3 separate regions of the Homo sapiens genome follow, and all the other regions are linked to region 3. The links are chromatin contacts, found by Hi-C in ENCODE. All regions are on one chromosome and are shown on one strand. Each heading gives the region's core, a stretch centred on a gene start or an enhancer-like site at or near the end of the contact. The rest is flanking DNA. Distances are from core to core; before and after follow the strand shown. Region 1 overlaps UBL3 (ubiquitin like 3). Region 2 has its middle 92 kb from the start of UBL3. Region 3 holds the start of HMGB1 (high mobility group box 1).

What was found. A loop is a pair of places that touch in the nucleus more often than their neighbours do. Pooled maps may share reads with other maps.
Region 1: a loop to region 3 is called in a pooled map, with 4 times the contacts of the local background. The contact joins the enhancer-like site here to the promoter of HMGB1 in region 3. A Hi-C loop is called at or near these places in 3 of 37 single-sample maps with no recorded cell type and 4 of 50 pooled maps.
Region 2: a loop to region 3 is called in a pooled map, with 3 times the contacts of the local background. The contact joins the enhancer-like site here to the promoter of HMGB1 in region 3. A Hi-C loop is called at or near these places in 1 of 168 maps with a recorded cell type or tissue (CD4-positive, alpha-beta T cell), 1 of 37 single-sample maps with no recorded cell type and 4 of 50 pooled maps.

The regions. Positions count from the first base shown.
Region 1 is chr13:29,816,812-29,819,936 of GRCh38, reverse strand. The region is part of intron 1 of UBL3 (ubiquitin like 3); the gene reads left to right. Among named protein-coding and RNA genes, the nearest start is that of UBL3, 32 kb to the left of the region's middle. Within about 2 kb of position 1,801, at least 2 of the 41 ENCODE cell types and tissues checked have a DNase peak (open chromatin) inside an H3K27ac peak, as active enhancers do.
Region 2 is chr13:29,757,234-29,760,139 of GRCh38, reverse strand. No RefSeq gene overlaps it. Among named protein-coding and RNA genes, the nearest start is that of UBL3, 92 kb to the left of the region's middle. RefSeq lists an enhancer at 1,020-1,069. Within about 2 kb of position 1,424, at least 5 of the 41 ENCODE cell types and tissues checked have a DNase peak (open chromatin) inside an H3K27ac peak, as active enhancers do.
Region 3 is chr13:30,464,422-30,467,249 of GRCh38, reverse strand. HMGB1 (high mobility group box 1) reads left to right here and starts at 1,314. Exons shown (of 5, transcript NM_002128.7): 1 at 1,314-1,454. RefSeq lists enhancers at 355-1,130, 1,131-1,906 and silencers at 1,342-1,651, 2,251-2,828.

The sequences.
Region 1 (3,125 bases), core at 552-3,051, 650 kb after region 3:
TCTTTGCAGTTGTCTATAGAAAAGTTTTGGGGGTAGGGATTGGGGAAAAAGGATTATTGTCCTTGAATTATCTCCTGTGATAGAGGTCTCAGGTCTTGAAATCAGCCCTTTGACGTTAATGAATCTTTATCATTAATTCTTGGGGGTGGGGGCGGTGGTGTGGTCCTTGGATTCTTTCTAAATCATTTCTCTCCAACTTGGAAATATGGTTCTCTTCTAACTTTTACCTTTTTTAAAAAAAGTGATGTCTTTTCTGGTAGAAGAAATTTTATTTTTGAAAAATGCTCATAAAAAGAAAGCTACATACTTTGCAGTATCCTAGTATTTTAATTCATTATCATAAGTAAGCAGTAATTATATAGGTTCTATTACAGAAAGTATAACTGCTTTATTGTATTAAATCTTCTAGTCCTGTGATTGGTAGGTTAATTTTTTTCCAGCTTTGTAGAAGTACCATTGTAACAATCTCCTTAGTTTATGGACTTGGCCAAATGTTGTATTCACAGGTAACTGTTTCTTTTGAACTCTGAGCATCTTTCTTTATCCCAGGATTTCTGATATGGATAGCCTTGATGTGGTTAAGGGTAAATGCAACAAAATCACCTTACTTGGCCTTTGCCTTTCGTTTTACGCTTCATAGTTCTCCTTTTCTGTCCCAAAGCTAAACATGGGGTTTAACTCTCTCAGATTATATTTAGAGAGTCACTTAGGTGGGATTTTCTAAGCACTTTTATTTTAACTTTCATGAAAAATTTCAAACATACAGAAGTAGAGAGAATATTATAATAAAACTTCCATGTATCCATATCTCAGCTTCAACAGTTGTCACCTCATAGACAGTAATGTTTTATCTGTATTTGTACTTGCTCTACTTGCTCCTTCTAAATTATTTTGAATCAAATTCCACATCTTTCATAAATATTCCCAGATATGTAATATATAGTGATTATTTTTAAAACAACCATAATACTCTTATCACACCTTAAAAATTAGCAGCAATTACCTAATATTATCAAACACACAGATATAAAGCATGTAAAGATGCTGCTATCTTTTAGCAATTGAAAAATTAACATTTCAGAATGTGATTAGTGTTAAAGTGGTTTTTGTCTTGTGAACATTGTGAAGGGGAGAACGCATGGGAAAGGTCTTTTTAAATTCTGTCTGAGACAGTATTCTTAGAGTTCTGGGTTTTTTAGTCTTAAACTAAAATGAATTAAGTCTCAATTTGCTATCAAAATATACAAGCTGTTATACATTGGCCACTAAGGTGAAGTGCAAGCACACTTGTGATAGGCGTATTATGTGAAGTCAGAACTTTAAAAATAAGGAAACAAACACTTTTTTGAAAGGCTGGAAAAACTTCCTTAACATTTAAAAATAGTTCTTAAACAGAGAAAAATTTGTCAGGTGATTGATTGGCCTTAATTTGAGAAATTATTAGTTTTCATCTTCCTTTTTTATTGGAAGGAAAAGGAAGAAAATAGTTATTTGTGTACTTCTGATCAAGTGACCTAAACAGTTTTCTTTTTCCTTTGCTCTGTAAAAGATTAGTAGTCGTTTAAATAATTGATGTTAAGTGTCTCTGAATTCCTGTGTTTTGAAGGCTTTGCACATATTAACTTTCTCTTCCTGACTGAAAAGGATGTGTGTGATAGTATCTTTTTACTTAGTTAGTCTAAATTTAGATTTCTTGATCATGAATTAGAAAGCCTGTGAGTATATGTGAATGTTAGAGTATGACTGTTTTCTTATTTTTAGCTACTTTTGCTGCTGAACTTCCTTTTTTCACTGCTTGGTGCAGTTAAGGGTAAATGCAGAGCTGATTCTGGTGTAATGCAGCTTCTAGGACAGAACATTTGCATATAATATGTTCTATACCAGGAATTTGAAATGGGGACTAAATGCAATTTGTGAATGAAGCACCTTAATTTGCTAAACTAGGAGCTATGTCAGATTTTAAAAAATAAAGTTTTGCTGTCAGTTCAGGCTAGTATAAGTTATTTTCTGTAACTCAAATGATAAAAGCAAAAGTTTAAAACATTCTCTGGATCAAATCTAATTTTGAATTCCTGGCTTACAGAGAAAGCACTTGTTTATGTCTGGTTGCCATTTACCCAGCTCCCTGCTCTCCCATCTGTCAGAATGCTGACCCAGTTTGGGATTAGAATAGGGATTTACCACACGCACAAGTTTATACATGCATGCACACATGTACATGTGAATTTGTACGTATTTCACTTAACAAATTGGATTTTAGCATTGATCTTCTGCTAAATGGAATTTTAAAAAAATTATCTATGATTACTTTGCTTTTAGAGTTGGATTACAGATTACATTGAAAAAAATAGAAAACCTCCAGAAACGCTTTCCTTTCTAATACATTTCAGCTATTTTGCCTCTGGTCTCTTTCCTGTTCCTCCCCTGACCCATTCTTATTTCCATCACCTCAGCCGGCTTTATCATCATAACCCTGTACCCCTCCCCTACCAAGTAGAGCAGGGACTAAGCAGTGATTAAAACATTGGAGCAAACCTGAATGGCTTAATTCATTTAAAAAATTCGAAGGTTCTGCTGCCCATTTATCCATCAGATAAGAGGCAAAACAAACAGAAAAACTTAGCTTTAGTTATTACAGTTTATGTTTTCATCTTACGCGTGTTGCATACCAAGCTATGGTAACTGTAGACTTCCCCAAATGACATTCAGATTCTAAACTAGAAAATGCTTTTATTTATTTACTCCAGAATAAATAAAATGTCGCAGACAAGAAGGTAATGTATTTTCCTCCTAAAGTGACTTTAAAGATTGAGGTGGTTTAGTATTTAGCACTGAAACTTGGAATCAAACAGTTCTCAGTACAAAATGTCCAGGAATAATGAGGAAACGGCATGGCAGCACTGCCATGGTTTTTGTCTTTGGGGGATTGTTGTATGCAGGCAGGATAACTTTTGCGTCTCACATCTTGAATCCAGAGGTGATAGATAACCCTAATTTACCTAGCAGTTAGGTATAGCAGCAGTCTGCTACCTAGAGTTTATCCAAGAACAAGGAAATAGCAAATGTCTCCAAGCAATAAAAATATTACACAGATTCTTGTAACCAAATTTATAAACTTTACTCCT
Region 2 (2,906 bases), core at 175-2,674, 710 kb after region 3:
CAGGTTTGTCGGAGATCAGATGGCCATAGAGTGTGGCCTCATTTCTGGGCTCTCTATTCCATTCCATTGGTCTATGTGCCTGTTTTTATACCAGTACCATGCTGTTTTGGTTACTGTAGCCTTGCAGTATAGTTTAAAGTCAGGTGGCATGATGCCTCTGATGTCTCCAGCATTGTTCTTTTTGCTTAGGATTGCCTTGGATATTGGGGCTCTTTTTTGGTTCCATATGGGATTTAAAATAGTTTTTTTTCTGGTTCTGGGAAGAATGTCATTGGTAGTTTGATAGGAATACCATTGAATCTATACATTGGAGGAGCTGCTGACTTTGCTAATTGTGGGGCCCGATGCTCTGTACTTCTTGAGAAGTAGTCTGTTCATTGGCGCTTTTTCCAGTTCAAAGCATGATATACATAGAAGACAGTGTTAGGCATCAACATCTACTCCAAACCTTATGAAATAAGCTTACAAAAAGATGAGATAAAATATGAAGATGCTTCTGTGTATTCAGATCTCTGAAAAATAAGTATCTGCTATATAGTCACAAATTATTCTGATGAAGGGAAAAGAGGTATCTAAAGAGACCATTGTGGCTACAAGTCAGCTCTCCAATCTCATAATTTTAAAAGACACGAACAGAAAGTGGGAGTTTGGATATATAAATCAAGGATGAATATAAGTGCCAAACACCTCTGAGAATAATGTTGGAAAGGCCTGGGATGAGCTAGAGTTGACAGAAAAATAATAAAAACTACATATTTGTTATGGTCACACAAAAGACAGCAGGGATACATCCCATGGTTCTCAAGTGTGGCTGTACATTAGAATCACTTAGGGAGTTATAATTTTTTACTTTTCAATATCGATGCCTGGGCCTCATACCACCCACCTTAAATCTGAACACCTATGGCTTGGAGCAGATGCCCTAGAAGGGAGCACACTCTAAAGCTGGGAATAAGAACAGTTAATGTGGAACTGGAAACCAACCGAGGTGATGAAGACAGGAAGCAGGTGCCCAGCTACCTTGGTTCAAGTCACCAGACCCAGTTAAAGTTATATTTCCGAGTTCTAAAGGACCTCATGCACTCTGAGTAACCTGTTCCTCTCCCAGTTTCATTGTCAGAAGTGGAGGGCAAGCCCCAGGCACTCTGTCGCAACCTCACCATTATCATCTGCTCTGAGACCACAAGGAACCGCAGACAGCCACGTCACCTCTCAGCGTCCTCACTGGAGTCTCTCTGTGGGCCCAGGACATCCCCTTTTCTATTCCCATTTTCTGTCACACACCATCCCCCATTCCAGAAACCCTTCACTGGCCTCTGGAGGTCAGGCTCCATTGGAAACTTGCCATATGCCCTCGACCTCCTCTCTGAAAGTTACCTTCACTTTCTTGCTCTGACCCCTGACTCCCCTGAGGGCACTGCCTCCTTTGCCATCCTGGGAGTGTTCTGTATTTTAAGGCTGTCATTTATTGACTGTTTACTTAGTGACAAGCACTGTTCTGTGGTCGTGACGTAGGTCCATTTTACAGATGATAAAACAGGCCCAGAGAAGTCCCATTTATTCTTTGAACATTGAAGTTTCATTTTCTCACGCAAAGACTACTCTTAAAAATATGACATAATTTTTTTCTGTTTTTTAAAATTGATATTTTTCCATTGTAGGACTGTAATCTCATGATTACAGAAAAGTATGAGGTGAAAAAAAAATGAATCCCACTATCCAAAATCAGCTCTTAATATCTTGGTGAATTTCCACTAGTCCTCTTTATTAATATGTATACATTAAAATAAAAATAAAAGAGTACTATATACAGAGTTTGTATGTGATTTTCATCTTTACATATCACAAGCATATTCCCAGAATATTAAATCTTTGAAAACGCATTTGCTTATAGCTCTACAATACTCCATTTTATAGGCATGCCATTTTCATCTATTTAATGTTAAAACCAAGTGAAATAGCACTACAGCCCTGCCAGAAGGGCTAAAATGAAAAGGACTGACAATAGCAAGTGTCAGGATTCAGAGCAACTGAAATACTCAGATATTCTTAGGTGGAATGTAAGTTGAACAATCATTTCACAAAACTTTTGTAGTATCTACCGAAGCTAAAAGTATATTTATACCCTCTGATGTAACAATTATACCCCAGGATAAATATCCAGCATGAAGAATGCATCTGTCCATTGGAGACAAGCACAAGAGAGCCACTTCATTAAGAAACTACAAGCAACACAATGTCCATTAACAACAGAATGGGTTTTTAAATGGTGGTGTGTGTTCATACAATGAAATATCACAAAGCGACATAACACACTACTGCTACATGAAAAAACTTCAAGGAAAGAAGCTTCAAGGGAAGAAACTTGAAGGGAAAAAACTTCAAGGGAAGACGTAAAATAATATATACTGTATGAGCTCTAAATAAAGTTCATAAACAGGCAAAACTAGCCTATGATGATGAAGTCAGAAAAATGGCCACTTTTTGTGGGGGATGCTATTGACCAGGAGAGAGAATGAGAGGACCTCCTGGGGTGCTGAAAATATCCTGTATCTTGAAATGAATGGTGGTTCCGTGGGAGTATTAATACCCCCACATAAAAACTAATCAAACTTGTATTAGTCCATTCTTGCATAGCTATAAAGAAATACCTGAGCTAGGAGTGGTGGCTCATGCCTGTAATCCCAGCACTTTGGGAGGCTGAGGCGGGCGGATCGCCTGAGGTCAGGAGTTTGAGACTAGCCTGGCCAACATGGTGAAACCCCATCTCTACTAAAAATACAAAACTTAGCCTGGCATGGTGGCATGTGCCTGTAATCCTAGCTACTCAGGAAGCTGAGGCAGGAGAATCGCTTGAACCTGGGAGGTGGAGGTTGCCGTGAGCTGAGATCGCACCATTGCACTCC
Region 3 (2,828 bases), core at 65-2,564:
TACAAAATACCATTAGAGAGTGAAAAAAAAGGGAAGTCTGTTATAACTGAATAGGGGCGTGGTCTGCTCAGGCTAAAAGGAATAGATAGTAGTTTCATAAAGGACTGATATAACTGTAGAGTCTTCAGAACTGGCCACTACAGCCAGCACATTTTCTCTACAGACGTAAGTATGTCTATTAATACCAGCCAGCTTGGTGAGTTAGAGAAACCACAGCCTGTGGATTTGGGCACATGCACTCTCTGCCTGCATCTAATCCTTCGGGTAACCATATACCTACAACTCCTGTAATCCTAGAGCAGTTACATGGATGCACTAAGTGGTGTGATGGGAGGGAAAGATAGCATCACAAGGATTCGTTTGATTGTAACAGTAATCCACACCAAGTCAAATAAAATAGCCAAACAGTTTAGAATGTGGTCTCTAATGAATTTGCTAATTCTACCAGGGCCTCACAAACATTTCCTGCTAGAGTACCCCATATCAAACCAAGTGGCTGTTCTTTAATTACATGGAATAATTATTTGATTTCCAGGAAGTTAAGACAGTGCTTTGTATTTAAATAAAAAGTTCTAGACATGCTGTGAAACTCGATCAAACCAAGAAAAAGGGTGAAACTGAATGCCTGCTCACTGACTCAAGATTTCAGCTGCTCAGCGAGCCTGACGTGACGGCTTATGAGCCCAGAAAAGGGGTATTTTAAACCCGGCTGGCTGGATCATGTCACTTTCTTATAGAAGCCCTGCCTTTCCAGAGACCTAAAGTGTAACGCAATCAGAGACCTTTGAGGGGCTCGAGGCTCGGCGGCTTCCGCCCCTCAGCACCAGCAGAGACCCCAGTTTTCAGGGGACATGATCCCATAGTGTCGCCCTCACTTTTGAAGGGCCATTAAAAGCCTGGGGCCTCTTATCTCAACGGCTTTGGGCGTGAATGTGGGGCAAGAAGGGGGGGGGAGACCTGTGGGTGTCTCTTTTGCCTGAGGAGTTGGAGACACTTGTGGAAAAGTCAGGCCCTTTTCGCTCCGGCGGCCGCTCCGGTGTGGGGCTGGCTTGGGTTAGACACATGCACACATACACCATAGAGCTCTGCTTTCCCGTAGCAGCTGCTGCCTCTGCCTCTGCCTCTCCCGCCTCAGCCTCTTTGCCCGGCATACACACACATTCAGATTTGCGCGCTGTTTCAATCCTTGATGACGTGTCCCCGGAGACAGCCAATAGCAAACGGGCTCTGGTCAGGACAATGGGAGGTATCGGGCCAATGAGCGAGCCCCGTGAGTTGGCGGTAGCCAATAGGAGCCGCGCTGGCTGGAGAGTAATGTTACAGAGCGGAGAGAGTGAGGAGGCTGCGTCTGGCTCCCGCTCTCACAGCCATTGCAGTACATTGAGCTCCATAGAGACAGCACCGGGGCAAGTGAGAGCCGGACGGGCACTGGGCGACTCTGTGCCTCGCTGAGGGTGAGTCTGGGGCAGCGCCGCGGCGGGGAGAGCGCCTCCGGCAGCTCCCCAGCCCGCGCGGCGGCCGGATCCCCGCGGCCGGGAGCCGGCGGGTCAGGATCCACACAAAGGCAAATGAGGGGGGACCGTGGGGGGAACTGCGCACGGAGCGAGCCTCTGCCCGGGCGCCGGGAACGCTGCCCCGCGCCGGTGCCCCGGCCCTCAGGCAGCCTGAGGCGCCGGGAGCCCCGCGCCCCGCGAGTTTCCACCCCCGGCGGCGTCCGCGCTGACTGGCGCAAAAAAAAAAATTTTTTTTTTAATTAAAAAAATTTTGAACGTGTTTTGGGCCCTCGGGCCGGGCGTTCGGGCGGGCGGCGTGCGCGGAGCGCGGCCGGGGCGGCGGGGCCGGCGCGGCTCGGCGGCGGCGGCGGGAGGGCAGCGGCGGCGCTTCCCCGGGCTGCATTGGCCGCCGCCGCAGCGAGCCGGGCGCTGGCGGGGAGCGCGGCCAGCCGGGCGGGCGGCGGGGCGGGCGGGGCGCCGCGGCGGGCGAGGGCGGCGCGGGGGCCTGGGGGCGGCAGTGCGGGCCCGGCCGGCCTCGGCCCGGTCGCGGCGGCGGCGGCGGCCGGGCGGCGGGGGGAGCGGCGCCGCTGCGCTCGCTGGAACATGGCTGACTCGGGCCCGGCGCTGCTGGCTGGAGAGAAAACAAGGCGGGCGGGCGGGGGAGCTGGGCGCAGCAGTTCCGAGGCAACTTTTTTTTTCCTCTCTCTTTTCACAGCCCCGCGTTCTCCGTGCGGGGGCGGCGGGGCGCGCGGCCCGCGCGGAGGGAGACGGGGAGTGGCGGGCGGGTGGGCCCTCGGGCGGCCCCCACCGCGGCGGGGGGAGGGGAGCGGCGCGGAGGGGAGGGCCCGGCCGCGCGCCCCCCGCCCCTCCCCCGGCCGTAATGGCCGAGTGTGTGCGCCAGAGCGCGGCTCGCACCCCGCCCGCCGCCGCCGCCGCGCCCGCACCCTCGCACTCACACACTCTCTCATACACACACACACACACACACACACACAAAGGGAAGGAGCCATATTCTCGCTCGCGCTCGCCCTCGCGGCGGCGGCGGCGCAGGCGGAGAAGACGCGCAGCGGCCATTCCGTGCGCGCCGGCCCCGGCGGCCGCGGGCGGAGCCAGCCCCCATTTCGAGCGGGGCTTCTCCCTGCGCCGAGCCTGACAAAATGGGGGCGGCGGCGGCGCGGGCCTGCAGGGCCTGCCGGGCGCACGTGGCGGCCTCGGGCCTGGGAGCCGGGCCGCGTCCTCTCTCCTCGGCCGCGCGGCCACCGGCGAAGTTCTAGGGGCGGGGGGCTCGCCCCGCGCAGGAGTCACCCCAACTTTCACGGCTCCAAAAAATACTTC